Regions from separate parts of the Mus musculus genome. Here region 2 is linked to region 1. Evidence: chromatin loops called from intact Hi-C (ENCODE). Cell type or tissue: heart. All regions are shown on one strand. Links, peaks and the distances in the headings refer to the core of each region. The heading gives the core; the rest is flanking DNA. Region 1 overlaps Limk2 (LIM motif-containing protein kinase 2). Region 2 holds the start of Limk2 (LIM motif-containing protein kinase 2).

Region 1 (8,329 bases), core at 194-8,193:
GGCTGGCCTTGAACTTGGTTCCCCAGCCTCTGTATCTTGCGTGTAGACTTATAAACACACACTTCCACACTTGGCAGAGGCTGTGGGGCTTCTTTTTCTCTTTCTTTGGTGCCCAGGATCTTACCAAACATTGGCATTATTGGGCCAGTGGTCGGTGCAACAGCTTTGGAAGCAGAAGGCCCCTGAGGACTGGGTAAGCAGCTGAGAACCTGATAGCTTTGCGGGTCTAAGATGAGGTCATCGGCTGCTCCTCAGAGGGGCTCCGGTGGATGCATATGATCTCTGAAGGGTTGTTGTCCAGGTGAGGGGATTAAACTTGAGACAGAATTTCCTGGTAAGTTATATGAAAGTGGCCAGCAGACCATGTTTCTTTAAAACACTTTAAAATGGGAATTTATGTACCCAGAGCATGTCTGTGTACCATGTATGTGCAGGAGCCCACAGAGGTGAGATGAGGTAGAGTACCCCTAGAACTGGACGTACAGATGTTAGAGAGCCACCACGTGGGTGCTGGGAACCAAACCCTGGTCAGACCGTGATTATCCATCCTGTCCTCCGTGTTTAAGTCAGGCCCTAAGTCACTTTGGCACTCTCTGTCATCTCTATGTTAACTGCTTAATTTATTTAGTCTGCTTCATGGCCTAGTGCAGGCCCCACTCCCACACTTGCTGGGGACAGTGCAAGCATACTCAGTCAAGGACGCTGAACCATGCCCATCGGGAGTTCAGGATTCCCTCTGCAGCAAGTGTGCAAACTCCACACGCAAGTACAGTCTACACAGCAAGAAAAGTGGCCAAAGACTTCCCATCCCATAATTCATTTCGTCTATGTACAAAATATCTCACATATCACCCCAGAGATAAAAGCTAATAACAGCAACCACTCTTCCTGAATCCCCCCACCAGTACAACCCATCACATGTATTTATAACCAAACCCATTCCCAATTTGTTAAACATGGCGTGAGCTCCCGCTTAGATGACAAACCTTGGTGAGCTACAGAGTCCCTGGACACCTGGCAGCCAGGGGTAGAAAGTGCCCCCATAGTTGCCCATGCCCATGGCCCTCGAGTGTGGCTCAGGAAGCAAGCTGGACCAGCAACAAAAAGAGGTAGAATCTACAAGGCCCAGCTCAGGGTGTTCTTTTCCTATCTCAGTTTGGGGACTCAGCAGCCACCAATGCCTGTCCCACATTGCTGCCTGGCCCAGACATTCTAGAGGATGTGCAGTAGCTGCCACAAGGGTGCAAAGAAATTGATGGGACCCCCTTCTCTCTGCTTAGACCCAAAGTCTGAGGCAAACCAGGCTGGCATCCAGAACCCATGTACTGTTAGGCAACATGCTGAGCTTTTGACTGAGCCCACCAGCCTGGATACAGGGCTTTTAGAGGGCAGGGCCTGTTTGCAGCCCCAGTTTCTTTGGTGTTTTTGTGAGTGACTGCTTGTTGAGACAGGATGCTGAAGTGGAAACTCCCCATGCACTGATGTGGTCCCTGGGCTGTGAGCAGAGACCAGTCCTTTGTTGGATTCTGTAGGTTTTACCACATACTAAGACTCTTTAAAACCTGCTCCAAAGGGCATGGCCTGGGATGGAGGAGAAATCGCTACTGTCATTTCACATGCTTTGAAGGTTCCCCGTTTCTGTAACTCATACTACCGCTTCAAGTCCTGCACCTTGCTGAGCCAGACTCCAGAGCCCTCAGGCCAGTTCACTCCGTCATCTTGCCCAGCAGGCCCAGATCATGTTGATTAGTGTAAAGCTACAGCCTCCCAGAATCTCAATCCACAGAGGTCCCAAGTAGTCCCGAGTAACAGACTCTTGGTCTATAATCCAGGCTCTTTTATCCTCTTCACAGCTTTCAGGTGAGTGTTGGATTTACAGATAGAAACTAGGCCCCCAAAACTTGCGGAGAATTTTTTTCCCTGCACCCAAGTGCCTCCTGGGGAGGTAGTAGGGATGGCTTGTTGTGCCTCTAAGCAAGCCTTCAATCCACAGGAAACCTAGGCAGTCCTGCTCACAGCAAGGACAGCGTGCAGAGGGGGCAATGCTGGCTGTGGAATGTCCCCCTGCAGGGGGAGGGACCAGGGCTAGGGTGGCGAGTCCCGGGTTAGGCCATACTCCATGCTCACAGTGTGGTCCAGGTCTTCCAGCTCTGCTGGCAGTGGGATGGCCAGCTCCCCCAAGAACAGGGAGAGCGCCTCGAACGAGTCCTCCAGCTTTGAGAATGCCGGTCTGCAGAGAGAAGGGACACACAGACGTGAGCATCCAGAGCTGAGAACTGAACCCATGGCCCCATTCATTCCACACATTCTATTGTGGATCCACACACCGTGCCCAGATTTTCTTTAAAAACAAAACAAAACCAAACCCCACTGCTCTTCTATCTTGTCCAGCCCCCTTGCTTCTGAGCTGCCCCTGTTCCCTAATGTGGCTGTCGGAGATGTCAGGGGCTTGAGTGGTTTAGCAGTTTACTCTGGCGCTCAAGGATTCAACTGCTCATCCAGGGAAGGGCAGGGGTTGATCTAAAGCAAGCGTCTCGGGCCAGAGTGCTGTAAGGTGGGAGGAAGAGGTGAGACACCAACCTGCTTTCAGGCTCTAGTTTGCAGCAGATAGCAGCCAGGGGGAAGAAGGCTGGGGGACAGTCTGTTGGGACAAACTTCTCCCAGAAAAGCTTAACATTGAGGCCAAAGTCCAGTGTGCGGGGCAGGCAATCAGGATCCGCATATACCTGCCCAATGATCTGCAGGCAAAAAGAGGGATGGTCAGGAAGGACTACAGAGGCCAGAGACAGGAGGGAGGGTTGCTCTTATAGACAGATACGCAGGGCAGCAAAACCTCAAGTTAGAGGGGCAGCCCTGTGCCCCACCTCCCTTCCCATGCTAATCTAGACCCCTCTCTAGAGTCCGGATACTGAGGAGGGCTCAGAAGAGGCCTCCCTGCAGCAGAAGCAATGCTGGTAACTGGTACCTGAAAACTAGAAGCTTCCACTTACCCTACCCTGCCCATATCCCGTTACAGCTATGTCCTCTACCGGGTCAAGGTTCCGGGTCAAGGCTCTACAAGGGGAGGGACTGGGTTTGACTGATGTCTGAAACCCTTTGGCTGCCATCACCTTAATTTTCTATAGGTGACAGATATTCTATTGCAGTCTACTGAAGGAAGCTACTTCGTAAAAAATACTTGAATTATTCTAACCATCGTGTGTCTCTCCTGTCCCTTATAATTTTGTAAGAGTGAGAAAAGGTTCTCAATGTGTCTACGTGACTCAGGGCTTTGAGAGATACTGGGCTGGGCTGCAGCCTAACCACTGAGTTTGTGGCAAACTGTTCACTTGTAAGAGAGAAACCCAGATCTCAGGGAGGGAGGGAGGGCTCCTCGGGTATCTGAGCCCGAGCTTACCTCACAGAGAACGATCCCAAAAGAGAAGACATCCACCGTCTCATCGTAGCTCTTGCCTTGGGGAAGAGAGGGAAGCAGCTTTCAGGTGGCAGAGCCAAGAACTAGGGCTTCAGCAGCCCCAAAGGTGCCCAGGGTGGCCACTGACTGAGTGTCATAAAGAACTACACCCAGGTTCAGGATCATCTAGACTGACCATGAGCCAGGGTTAGCCAGCATCCACCAGGGGGCACCATACTTCAGCTCTTGATCTGGAGATGGAAGGCGAAGGCTAGAGAACTCGGAACAGCCTGGGCCATTTGGAGACAAAAGATCCCTAGAGCTTACCAGCCACCCAGGATGGCTTGCTGCTTTCCCAGCTGTGATTAAAAGTTTATGAGGCCTGGCCTGGCCAAGCCTGAAAGATCATCGGCCTCCTCTGAGTGCCTGTCCCTGTCACAGGCCTCCCCAGCTTACAGCACCTAATTTAAGACATGGCTTCTGTCTTCCCTCTGGCTCTTTTCCCTCCATGGATTTTGAACTTACCATTCAGCATCTCGGGGGCCATCCAGTAGGGGTTTCCCACCACAGTGTAGCGCTTTTTGCGGTCACTCTTGCGTAAGGTGCGTTTCTTGGTGGTGGCCTTCTCTACTGGAGGCCTTTTCCTCTCTTCTACTATAAGCCGTGACAGCCCAAAGTCGGCTACTACCACTGTCTTGTCCTAGTAGGACAAGGGCTAGGTCAGGACCCGGTGGGGGGGGGGGGGCTTCTCTAACCTGTCCCTGGGGTGTAGGCAAAGGCAAGAGAGGCCACCTTCAAGGGGAGTGAAGAGGAGAGGAGAGTCACACCAGAAAGTTCTCCTGGGAGGCAGTGGCTGGGCCTTTGTTGGTTTTTTCTTTCAGTCTGGTATCTGCCCACAGATTCCAAACTAAAGGGGGAGGAGCCTCAGGGAAGTGACCTGCAGAGTGCACTTCAGGTGACTTAGGATTTCTTGTCTATCTTCAGCCCTTTGTCTTGTTCCTAACAAGGACTTGTAGTTGCCAGAATAGGTTAAGAGAAAAGGTCAGGCAAAGGCAGTAAGGGAAAGGGAGGAGCTATGGGGCAGTGGTGTGAAGAGGGACTACTGTAGAGGGAAGCTGGCAGGAGACACAATGCTGGAACAACTCTAACTAAGGGCTGTCTGAGGAACCCTGGCCCCATGCTACCTATGTGGATTAAAGACCCTGCAGCCCGTCCACGTTGTAAAGTGGGATCAGCAAACTGTTTTAGGGGCCTGTTCCAAGGCAAGAGCTCTTCACAGACAAGGAATTCAGCCCCCATCCACACCCAGACTCCTGCCTGCCAGACAGGAGAGCTAATCCCTTCTAATAATAATCACCTCAAGGGCTGCTCCTGGGGAGGTGAAATTGTTCCTGCATGTGTGTATCTGAGAGCTTCCATAAGATGGGGATGGCAAAAGGCACTTGAAGGTAGCAGAAAGCCCAAAATAGATCCTATAGATGGTGTGTTTGGTCTGAAGCCAGAGGGATAGCCCCAGGCATCTCAGGCCAGCACAGTGGGACGTACCAATTTGATGAGACAGTTGTGTGAGTTCAGGTCCCGGTGGATGATGCACATGGAGTGTAAATAGGCCTGTAACAGAAGCAGGAGCCATGGAGCCTCTTGGCCCAGGCCACGCCCATCCTGCTGCCCCTCCCCCAGTCCCAGCTACTCCTGTCTTCTAGGCCAAGCCTGTTTAGCTTCCCATCCCCACCCCCAAGCCACGCTTGTGTCCTAACACCAACAGAAAACTGCCAGTTCCTGCCCAGGTTTTCCCACTGTCTCCACCTCTACTGGCCTCTGAGTCTCCCATCCTTGAGGCAATCTAAAGTGAGCACCCTCAAACACACTGCTCCCCCTGGCCCCTCCAGAGTCAGGCTTTAGCCCCTTTGGGAAAGCAATGACCTCCTGACTCACCTCCCCTGACACACCCTCCTCCTCTGCCTGTACTTCAGCCCCTCCCTCTTCCTGTCCAGCCATTTCTAAACTATTTTTACTAGACATTCCCGTGTCACTCTTAGGAGCTTACTTTCTCAGTCTTTCCTTTCCCCGTAGATGGGGAAGGTGACACTGCCCTCTTCCTAGCCCCCTGTACTACTTCACTGTTCCTAGGCCCACAGAGTTTTTCCTATAGCTGTAACCCAGCCTGGCTGCCTGCCAACCCCTCCTCAAAGGCTGTCATACCTCCCCCATGTACCCTCTTTCCTGAGACCCCTGTGTGTTGCTTCTGTTCCAGCCCCCACAGGGCCATCCCTTTGCAGAGCCATCTTCTCCTGTGCTGGCCATCGCTGCCTGCACAGCTCTGGCTCACTTTCTCTTTACAGAGCTGGGTGACCTCTGGCAAACTCCTGGCAAGCCCAGGACCCAGCCCTTCCTCTTCTACCTCACTTCTTCACTGTGAACAGAGGTTCCTGGAGGAATGAGCACAATCCTGGGTGCAGCCCCTCCCTCCGCGAAGTGACTGCTCCACACAGCAGGCACTGTGCTTCACTAGTTGTGAGGATGGCTAGACTCATTCCCACAATGCACCCAATAGGAACTTTAGTCTACTACTGGCTCATTCTTCAGCATTCACCTAAACATGTCCTCCTTCCCGCCTCACCTAGAACACATGTCCCCCTTCCCACCTCACCTAGAACACATGTCCCCCTTCCCGCCTCACCTAGAACACATGTCCCCCCTTCCCACCTCACCTAGAACACATGTCCCCCTTCCCGCCTCACCTAGAATACATGTCCTCCTTCCCGCCTCACCTAGAACACATGTCCCCCTTCCCACCTCACCTAGAACACATGTCCCCCTTCCCACCTCACCTAGAACACATGTCCCCCCTTCCCACCTCACCTAGAACACATGTCCCCCTTCCAGCCTCACCTAGAACACATGTCCCCCCTTCCAGCCTCACCTAGAACACATGTCCCCCTTCCCGCCTCATCTAGAATACACTGCCCCCCTTCCCGCCTCATCTAGAATACACTGCCCCCCTTCCCACCTCATCTAGAATACACTGCCCCCCTTCCCGCCTCATATTCGGTAGGTAAGGTCCCACTGCACCTGAGCACCTCTTTGACAGAAAGGTCAGGGTACACTGAGCTATGGTTTGCCTTGTTCATGCCATTTGGTGTTAAAGAGATTTGGAGTCCTTTGAGAATAGAACTGTTGACTGAAAGAGAGGAGCTAGCCAACTACTAGCTTGGTACTGAAAGAAATTTAGTAGGCAGCTGCTGAATGTCCCAGCCCCCATGATGGGTCTCTTGTCTTCCAGAGCAGCCTGCAATCCCTGCACCTCACTCTACACATGCGCAAGACTGCTGGTAGGACTCACCATTCCAGAGGAGATGCCTTTGGCAAACCTGACCTTCTGTTGCCAGGGGAACGGGTCCTGCAGGATAGGAGAATGTCCATAAGAGGAGTCCTTCCCAGCTTTTGGTCTAGACTCCATTCCAGTCTCTCCCAGTATACACCACTGATGGCAAACAAGGTCCCTCTAACCCTCAAGGTTCCAGAGTAATGAGCACAGGTGTCCCTCTGATAACCCACCAAGGCTCTTCCTGACTGTGGGGTCACGTGCTTACCACACTGCGCAGGAAGTCTTTGAGTGTGCCTCCCTCGATGTACTCGGTCAGCAGATTCAGCTTCTTGTCCTTGTACAGAACTCCGATGAACTTGAGCACATTAGGGTGGTCCAGGCTCCGCATCACTTTCACCTGGTGGAGGGAGACAAAGTGAGTACATCCTCACAGGTTTTGCACACTGGGCCCTGGTTTTCTAGGATGTACTCTAGAGAGCCAGGCGGGAGGGCCCAAGAGTGAGATGGAGGCCTGTGGTGGTGCTGCCGAGCGGGAAGCCCCACCTGACCCACTGCAGTTGCCCCAATGTCCCCTGCTGCAGCTACCTAAGGAGCAAGAGGCAGTACAAGTGAGATGTTCATGGATGGGGCATCTGTTCCCTGGAATTCCACTTGAGGATATTTGGTGGTGACCATAACAGCATGTATTACAGTGGTACGTGTATACCATCACCCCTGAATCTCACCTTAGACTGGCCTGTAGTGTCCTTAGTAAATGTGCACTCAACATATGTACTGTAAATTAGAGGAGTCCCTTGAGCTGATGGAGCCAAGGCTGGCCTTGAAGTCAGAGCTCCACCTGCCTCTGAGGGTACTGAGATTAATGGTGTGCATTATCACAACAGAATCTCTGCCCAGGTTTTAAGATATTGGCTGAGGGCTGGGGAGATGGGGAGAGCACTGGCGGCTCTGCTCTTCTAGAGGACCTGGGTTTGATCACCAGCACCCACATGACTGCTCATAACTACCAATAACTCTAGTCCCATGGCCTCTCCTGGTCTGCAGATATACATGCAGACAAAACACCATACACATAAAAAGTCAAGAATAATCATGAAACTTGAAAAGAATGAGACAAAATAAACCTTCAGGTTTTTTTTTTTTTTTTTTTTTTTTATTTATTATATGTAAGTACACTGTAGCTGTCTTCAGACACACCAGAAGAGGGAGTCAGATCTCATTACGGATGGTTGTGAGCCACCATGTGGTTGCTGGGATTTGAACTCAGGACCTTTGGAAGAGCAGTCGGGTGCTCTTACCTGTTGAGCCATCTCACCAGCCCAACCTTCAGGTTTTTTAAATAAAATAAAATAAAATAGCAGCTGAAACAAGATTTCTACTGGGTCACTTCCTAGCTCAACCCTTATTCATTCATTCATTCATTCATTCATTCATTCATTCATAATTTACTGTATGTGTATGAGTGTTCGGTTCCACGTGAGTGTGAACCACATGCGTGCCTGGTGCTGGAGCAGGTCAGGGTGGGTCAGAACTGGAGTGATGGGATGGTTTTGAGCCACTATGTAGATGCTGTGAACAGAACCCAGGTCCTCTGCACTGGCGATATG
Region 2 (8,329 bases), core at 308-8,307, 61 kb after region 1:
GATATTCTGTTGTCACACATAGGCATTGCAAAACTTATCTTGATTTTCGTCATTTTGTTTTGTTTTTCCAGATGGGATTTCTTGTGTAGCCCTGGCTGTCCTCTGGAGATCTCTCTCTCTTTCCTCCCCCCAACCTCCTCTGTACAGATCCATTTGCCTCTGCCTTCCAAGTGCTGAGATTAAAGGTATACACCATCACACGGGGTTTCATCTCTGTCTCTCTCTTTTTTTTTTTCTTTTAGAGACAGGGTTTCTCTGTGTAGCCCTGGCTGTCCTGGAACTCACTCTGTAGACCAGGCTGGCCTTGAACTCAGAAATCCGCCTGCCTCTCATCTCTGTTTCTTTTTTTTTTTTTTAAAGATTTATTTATTTATTATATGTAAGTACACTGTAGCTGTCTTTCAGACACTCCAGAAGAGGACGTCAGATCTTGTTACAGATGGTTGTGAGCCACCATGTGGTTGCTGGGATTTGAACTCCGGACCTCCGGACCTTTAGAAGAGCAATCGGGTGCTCTTACCCACTGAGCCATCTCACCAGCCCTCATCTCTGTTTCTTAATTACTGTAATTAGACAGCAAGTTTCCCAAAAGCACAAACCCTGGATTATTCATGCCCATGGCTACTTTAGTGTGCGTGCCCAGGTTCATGTGTTAGGGTGCAGGTGGGCTCAGCCGTGGGTGTCATGACTCTGGAACCATTCACTTTGGTTTGGTTTACACTTCCTTGTTTGTCTATTTATTTATTAGGGGGAAGGCTGTGCCAGAGGAGAACTTAGAAGTTAGCTTGGGTTATGGTGGTCAGACTCTGGTCTTCAGGCTCAGCAACCATCTCAGCAGTCCTGTATGCTGGGGCTAACCAGCTCAGCTAGGCTGGCTAGCCAGCAAGCCTAGAGATCCACCTGCCTAGCATGAGGCTTACAAGCGTGAGCCACTATATCTGGCTTTTTATATGGTGATGAAGCCCAGGTCCTGATGCCCCCAGCACTTTGCCAACTGAGCCACCCCCTCAGCCACTCCACAGGTATTTTCTAAGGGTTTGTATGTTCTAGCCCCAGACACCTCCAACCCCCAGCCTCCACACATGCCTCCAAACTCCTGTCTCTTACATTAGTCCTGGTTCTGACCCTGGACAAACCTGTTTTCCTCCTGGAGCCTCAGTTTCTTCAAATGTAAAACAAGGAGACTACACATAATCTCAAATATCTTTCCTGGCTATGGCGTCTCTTAAAATTTGTAAGAGGTAAAACTTGGCCCAGCCCAGCTCCAGAGACATCACAGGCACACGGTAAATATTTGATTTCCTTGTTGTTGATTCTCCTGTTACACAGGAATCTGAGGTGTCTGAGAACCATGTCTGAACAGAACAAGTAAATTCCAAGTCCCACTTCCTTCTCTGACTTGCCAAGCGACCTTATTTTGTTGTTTGTGACCCAAGAAGGACAAGGCACTAAAGGGAGGCTGGAAAATATGAAGTCTGAGCCCCATGGATTCAGTCCTAACCCTGTAAAGTCTGTAAACAAGTTACTTCAGGTCCTAAGTCTCCTCAACCAAAAAGAAAAAAACAAAAAGCGTCACACTTCTAGGGCTGAGGATATAGCTCAGTAGTAATGTCTGGTATGTGCAAGGCCTCAGGTTCCATCCTTGCCTATCAAAAAACAAACAAAAAAACCCGACATGTTAGCCAGGTGCAGAACACATGTCCATACAGGAGATTGAGGAAGTACTTGAATCCAGGAGTACAGGACCAGTCTAAGCAACTAACAATGGGGTGCTGTCCTAATAAATAATGATAATAACAACAACAATAATAATAATAACAATAATAAGAATAGCATTAATTGGGCTGGAGAGATGACTCAGCGGTTAAGAGCACTGACTGCTCTTCCGGAGGTCCTGAGTGCAAATCCCAGCCACCACATGGTGGTTCACAACCATCCGCAATGAGATCTGGTGCCCTCTTCTAATGTGTCTGAAAACAGCTACAGTGTACTTACATATAATAAATAAATCGTTAAAAAAAAATAGCATTAGTTGTTATTATTGCTCTCGTGGAGAACCAGATTCAACACCCAGCACCCAGATGGTGGCTCATACCCATCAGTAACTCCAGATCAAGAGGACCTTCGGGCCTCTGCACTCACCAGGCATGCATGTGGTACAATGCACGTGGTACATGTGTGGACATGCAGACACACATATAAGAAGGTTTTGTAATCTAAAAAAAATGAGTTAAAATTAAAGTAAGTTTAAAAGGTTCTGAGGATGTCGCTCAGTGGTTGAGTGCCCATCTAGCTAGCGTGAGGTCCTGGACTGATCCTTAGCACCACACACACACACAAATCAAAAATGACTAAACTCATGCACAAATTCCTGATCATCAAGGTTCAAAACTGAGAACCAATAGTGCTTAGAAAAAGTCACCAGGCTGGGTGCAGGGATGCAGAGTTTTGATCCCATCACTCGGAGGCAGAGGCTGGCAGATCCAGGACAGCCAGGGCCACACGGAGAAACCCTGTCTCAAAAATACATAAATACATAAATAAATGAAAAGTCACTGGAAATCGGTTGAACTGAAGAACTCTAAAGCCACGTGTTTAATTTTTAAGAGCAGACTTTATTTATGTATGTGAGTGTGCATGGGCTCCAGGACTGCAGGGACCTGCAGAGGGCTGAAGAAGCCTCTGGAGCTGGAGGAATAGGACACTGAGTTGGGTGTCAGGAACCAGAAGGGACCTCTGCAAGAACAGCACACCCTTAACCTGAGTCACCTCTCCAGCCTCGTTGAAAAGAAAAAAAGAAAGACCGTATCTCTCATGTAACCCAGGCTGGCCTCAAATTCCCTACATATCAGAGGAATGACTTTGAATTCTGACTCTCCTTCGACCTGGGATTGCAGGCATGCAGCAGGTATAGGCAGTGCTGGGGATGAAACCCCTTGCTTTGTGCAAGCCTTCTACCAAGTGAACCACATCCCATCCAACTCAATTTTAAAAAAATTATTTATTTAGAGACAGGATCGTATTCTGTCGTCCAGGTTGACCTAGTTAGTACGCCACACACAGACCAAGCAATTCTCCTGGCTCTGTCTAGTCTGGGATTACAGGTGTGCAATCACCACTACCAGCCAGGAAAAAAAATTAAGGGAAGAGACAGACGAATTTCCGCTCCATGCTTTCCTTCTCCAGAGCATATTATCACCAATAAGGTCTGAAATTCCATGTTCCCGTAGTGAGGAAGTGACCCACTGGCGGCCCGGTCCTTGAATTCAGGATGGAGGAAGTGACTGTCCACCGGCCCAAAGCCAGGAAGTGGAGGCACATATTCAGTCCCTCCCCCACCCCTAAAATTCTCCCTTGGCCTTTCTAGAAAACTTTTGGAAGTCGACCCTGGTAGACCCAGAAACTGAGCCACTCACACCGGTGGCTGGGAATAAGGCGGCAGAAAGTTCATGATGCCGCGGGGCAGGAAGCTGCAAGATGATTCGTGAAGGGATTTACAGGCCCAGCTAAGCCAATTCTGAAATTTCCTTCACTCAACTCTTCCCCTCAAGGTGCGGAGCTATTAATCTGCTGGCATCAGAGACTACGCGAGGACTCAACTAGTCTCTAGGAAGACTTGAAGCTGTTCTCCACAGGAGGCAGAGGTCTTTGAGCCTCAGGAAGAACGGTCGGATGTCTTCCTATCCACATCATAAACTCCACACTCATACTCTATCTCTAGGAACCACTCCTCCCAATCCCAGAGTCCAAAGACACCTTCGAGAACTTTGGGTCTACAGAAAACCTAGAACCCAGGATAACTCGGAATCTCAAGTCCTGAACTCTGGAAGACCCTGTACTTCCCATATTTCAGAATCTCAGGTGCCTCGGCTTCCTTAGCCAGGAGACTTGCCCGGTCTGCAGATCCGAGGATCCACCTCGCGGGAATTCGCCCCACGCGCCGGCCGCAAGGAGCCCTCAGTCTTAGAACGACTGCGCTCGGACTTCCAGAGTCCCAAGACCTTCAAGTCCCGAGGGAACCATTGTGTTCGATCCTCCCCACCCTGCCAGGCTCTCGCTGAGGATTCCGGACCCAAGAAAAACCAGACAGCCAGAAACCCGCGAGCGGCGGGCTGGACGGAATGGGCCCTTCTTACCCGCCAGCGCCGCCATGGTCCAGGGCGCGGACAACACAGGAAGGACCACCCGGCAGCAGCGCCTCAGGTCCGCGCCCGCCTGCGGTCTAGAGAAGAGGCTGTCTCTGCCCCTGCAGCCGGAAGGATGCACCGCCTACGGCGCCCTGGGAGGACCAAACCGCACCTGGCACGGGGACCCGCCCCGGAGCCCCTCCCACTTAGGTTAACGACCCGCCCTGCCCCGTCCCGCCTCCCGCGCGAACTCTGCCGCATCTCTGGCGCCTGCTGGCGACTGGCGACCTCTAGAGGCGTTCGGATTGACCAGGGTGATTCAGTTTAGGCTGGAGGTCGCAACACAGGGGACCCTCGGCGCTCAGGTTAGTCCAGTTGCCCTTCTACACTACTTGAAAATGGCTCTGCTCTTCAGGTGCAGAGCGTGGGTAGGTATCACAGGTCTTTTGACTCCCAGTTTGTAATCAGCAATGTGAACACGAAGAAGCTAAGAGAAACCACTTTTGCGTGTCAAAGGCAATATGGAAATGAGGCTCCCTAGAGCAGATTATGGAGGCCAAATACCTGGGTTCCTGGAATTTTGGGTCCAGGACTCCCACTCCTTATATAAAGTCCCTGGTTGGTCAAGTCTCATAGAAAATGGCGTAAACTTTGTCTATAATCCACGCACAATCTTCATATGCTTTATTTTTTCTTTTGTTTTGCCACAGGGTCTTGAAATGCAGCCAGACTGATATTGAACTTGCCAGCCTCTTGCCTCAGCTTCTTGAGTGCTGAGATATTCTTGTTTTAAATCATCTCTAGATTGTTTATTTAAAAAAAAAAACCAAAATCTAGATGTTCTAACATAGTTATCTTATTCTGTGACTAAAATCAAGAAAGAACCGGACAGTGGTGGCACACGCCTTTAATCCCAGCACTTGGGAGGCAGAGGGAGGTGGATTTCTGAGTTCGAGGCCAGCCTGGACTACAGAGTGAGTTCCAGGACAGCCGGGGCTATACAGAGAAACCGTCTAAAAAAAAAAAAAAAAAAAAAAAAAGACGCAGCACTCTCAGCTCCTTCTCCATCGCCATGTCTACCTGTATTCTGCCATGCTTCTGGCCGGGATGATAGTGAACTAAACTTCTGAACCTGTAAGCCAGCCCCAAATAAATGTTGTCCTTTGTAAGAGTTGCTGTGGTCATAGTGTCTCTTCCCAGCATTAGAACCCTAACTATGACACTCGGTTTTAGACAATTGTTACTTCCCTCCATCAGATTTATGTACATGGGAAAAGAGTCCAGAGGATCAGGAAATGGGTAGGAATGGAGCCCAAGGAAACCAATCCTGCCTCCAACTCTCCCATCAGCTGCCTCTGGCTCTACTACTTAGGTAAACAAAACAGCACAATTCTCTGTCTTCCTGCATGGCCTTTTGTTAACAAAAGTGGCTGCTAGTTAGATGTTTCTTCCGTGGCGCCTTCATATGACCTAGGGTGCACAAGTGCTAGGGAGGGGGCTGTACCTGACTTCCTTCCTGGGAACTCACTTGAGCTGCTGGCTTCCCTCTGAGGAGATATCTGATGCGTAGGGAACACTAGATTATATACTGAATTAGGAAAGAATTCTTGGGGCTCTTCTGACAAGCTACTTAATGATTAGCAGAGAGAGGCCCTGCTGTATTTTCCCGGGCACAGAGGGATGGGGACTGGCTTGCTTGCTTCCTGTCCCTCCCTCCACAACTGAGCACCACATCTGTCCTTCTCCCACTTTTTGCTGACTGCCTTTTCTTCCCACCCTGTCTCTCTTATAATCACTGTTTAAAGGGCAGTATGTGTAATTTGTATCTGTTTTTTAAGATTTATTTATTTATGTAATGTATATGAGAACACTATTGCTGCCTCAGACACACCAAAAGAGGGCACCAGATCCCATTACAGATGGTTGTGAGCTACCATGTGGTTGCTGGGAATTGAACTCAGGACTCCTAGAAGAGCAGCCAGTGCTCTTAACCACTGGGCCATTTCTCCAGTACCATGTAGGTTTTTATTTGTTTGTTAGTTTGTTTTGTTTTTTTAATTAAAATTTGGGGGGGACAGTATGAAACCTTGGCTGGTTTAGAATTATGTAGATCAAGCTGACCTCCTAAGTGCTAAGATGAAAAGTGTGTATCACCATGCCTAGTTCAAAGAAAACTATTAAATTATGCCATTGTGAACTGAACTGTCTTCCCTAGACTCTTGTGATGAAGTCCTATTCCCCAAAGTATCCCTGCAGCTGAGGGCTTTACAAGGTAACCAGGGTTATATGAGGTCATGGCGAGGCTGTTGTAATGGGGCAAATGTGTTCGAGGAAGAGGCACCAGACAGGTCTTATTCTTGTTTCTTCTGCCTCCTGAAGACACAACAAGAAGACAGCTATATGTCAGGCAGCCATCGAGCCAGCCATCAGCAGAAATCAGCCATACTGGTAGACTGGTCTTGGTGTTACGGCTTCCAGAACTGTAAGGAATAAATGGTTCCTACTCAGGCAAAAACAAAACAAAAAAAATAATATAAAGGAGGGAAACAGTTCTCTGAGGAATGATAACACTCAGAGGCAGCACTCCAAAGTGCACCCAGAATCTCTCCCACACTGTAAGAGCAACGAGCAAGGCTGAGAGAGGAAGAAGGTCTGTGTCTGCTAGGTTTCTAGAAAGCACCCACCTCACTACTTTATTTAGTTATCAGACCTAGTTAGTACCCAAGACTAGATTGTACTGGTTGAATCACAATCTAGTCTTTAGGCTCTTGAAGACTTGAACCTTATAGCTACCTCAGATTGGTCTTGGTAGCTCACATCTGTATTCCCAGATACTTAGGAAGCAGAGACAGGAGGACAGATTGAGCCTACTGGTTCAGGGCTAGGCTGAGGACTATGGAGGAAACACAATGTGGGTGACAGTGGTTGTACAGGGGATTGCTTAGTTTACTCCCTGTCAAGAACAAAGAATTGAACTACTGAGAAAGACAGAAGACTCAGCTGCAGATTAAAGCAACACTTTTTACAGTCAAGATATGCTGGCTTGGGTATTTTACAGGCACTCTAGGTCCTTCCCTTTCTGCTACTGGTCCTGTCTAGATACGGAGGCAGCCCAGTGCCTTCCCATAGTTTCTCTTTGAAGAGTCTTCTGGGAAGAAGTAGCAGCTACTATCTCAGGGAGCCTGCCTTAGCTTTCCCTGCCTACCTAGCTATGTTCCTCTAACTCTGCTTCACGGCCATGTTCCAAAACAAATAAGCAAAGCAGCTCTTGTTCTGCCACCTAAGGGCACTTGTTTGTGCCCACCAGGATTTTGCCACTGCCACTTGTGCTGGCTTCAAGCTAAGCCAGTCTTTGGCTTCCAGGCTCCTTCCCTCCTGAGTTATCCCTAAAGATGGACAGATTTAGGTCCGAAACCATTTCTGGTCTTGTTCCTTGGTTCCTTGCTAAACACCCAGAATAGCTCCCCATTGCTTACAAGATAAAACCCAAGCCAGGTCCACACTCAAACAGTTCACCCTGCAGCTGTCTCCTGCTCCCTCAACCTGGGACTCTTCCATAAACACCACGCAGACCATTGCAGACCACATTAGTCCTACAATCAACATCGTTCCATAGTCTCTGCAATTTTATGCCTGATTCTTCTCAATCCTAAAAACATTCATCATATCATTTTACAACCCTTATGAGTTAGGCTAAATCTGCACTGAGCTATATGATATTAGATGGGGCTGTTTAAACTAAGATTGGGATTGTGGCTGGAGAAATGGCTCACTGGTTAGAAGACTATACTGTAAGTCCAGTTCCAGGGAATCTGATACCTCTTCTGGCCTCCTGAGGCCCCAGCACACACACATACACACATATTAAAAAATAATTTTTTTAAAAATAAAAAGTAAAGATGGGGAAAAAGTAAAAATGAAATGGAATTATAGAATAGGAATGGAAAAATATAGTTGCTCTAGCGCTCCACTAGTGACATTCCCTGTGCTTCACAGTCACATATGGCTAGTGGCTACTGTGTGGCATGCTGTCATTTCCAGCACTGTAGAGAGCTTTATTTCTAAATTTGCTTCCCCACGTGTGCATCTCAGGGTTGAATCTTGTGAAGCCATTGGGCTTGACAATTTTATGCACTTATGGAACTTTAACCTCAACAGGAGTGATTCAGGTCCTTTCCATTAAGACACTGAGCCAGCATCAT

Evidence for each region. A loop is a pair of places that touch in the nucleus more often than their neighbours do. Peaks named below come from ENCODE experiments on the same cell type or tissue, not always from the same donor. Only the 100,000 strongest peaks of a DNase experiment are listed, where the experiment ranks them.
Region 2: it touches region 1 in a loop (6-fold over the local background); 18 of 42 quality-filtered maps call a loop at or near these places.

Annotation. Positions count from the first base shown.
Region 1 is chr11:3,343,655-3,351,983 of GRCm38, forward strand. Limk2 (LIM motif-containing protein kinase 2) reads right to left here. Exons shown (of 16, transcript NM_010718.4): 10 at 6,988-7,119; 11 at 6,738-6,794; 12 at 4,940-5,005; 13 at 3,920-4,094; 14 at 3,398-3,453; 15 at 2,581-2,738; 16 at 1-2,230. The coding sequence ends at 2,086. Among named protein-coding and RNA genes, the nearest start is that of Gm12592, 17 kb to the left of the region's middle. In heart, for the core only: a CTCF peak has its summit at 3,619 (motif pointing right); DNase peaks (open chromatin) are centred at 1,497, 2,897, 3,627 and 5,067; H3K4me3 peaks cover 779 bases; H3K27ac peaks cover 2,378 bases.
Region 2 is chr11:3,404,910-3,413,238 of GRCm38, forward strand. Limk2 (LIM motif-containing protein kinase 2) reads right to left here and starts at 4,329. Exons shown (of 16, transcript NM_010718.4): 1 at 4,137-4,329. The coding sequence starts at 4,152. It overlaps Gm51879 (a long non-coding RNA gene), which reads left to right. Exons shown (of 2, transcript XR_003949624.1): 1 at 1-4,492; 2 at 4,838-6,642. In heart, for the core only: a CTCF peak has its summit at 4,425 (motif pointing left); DNase peaks (open chromatin) are centred at 3,362 and 4,272; H3K4me3 peaks cover 2,045 bases; H3K27ac peaks cover 1,642 bases.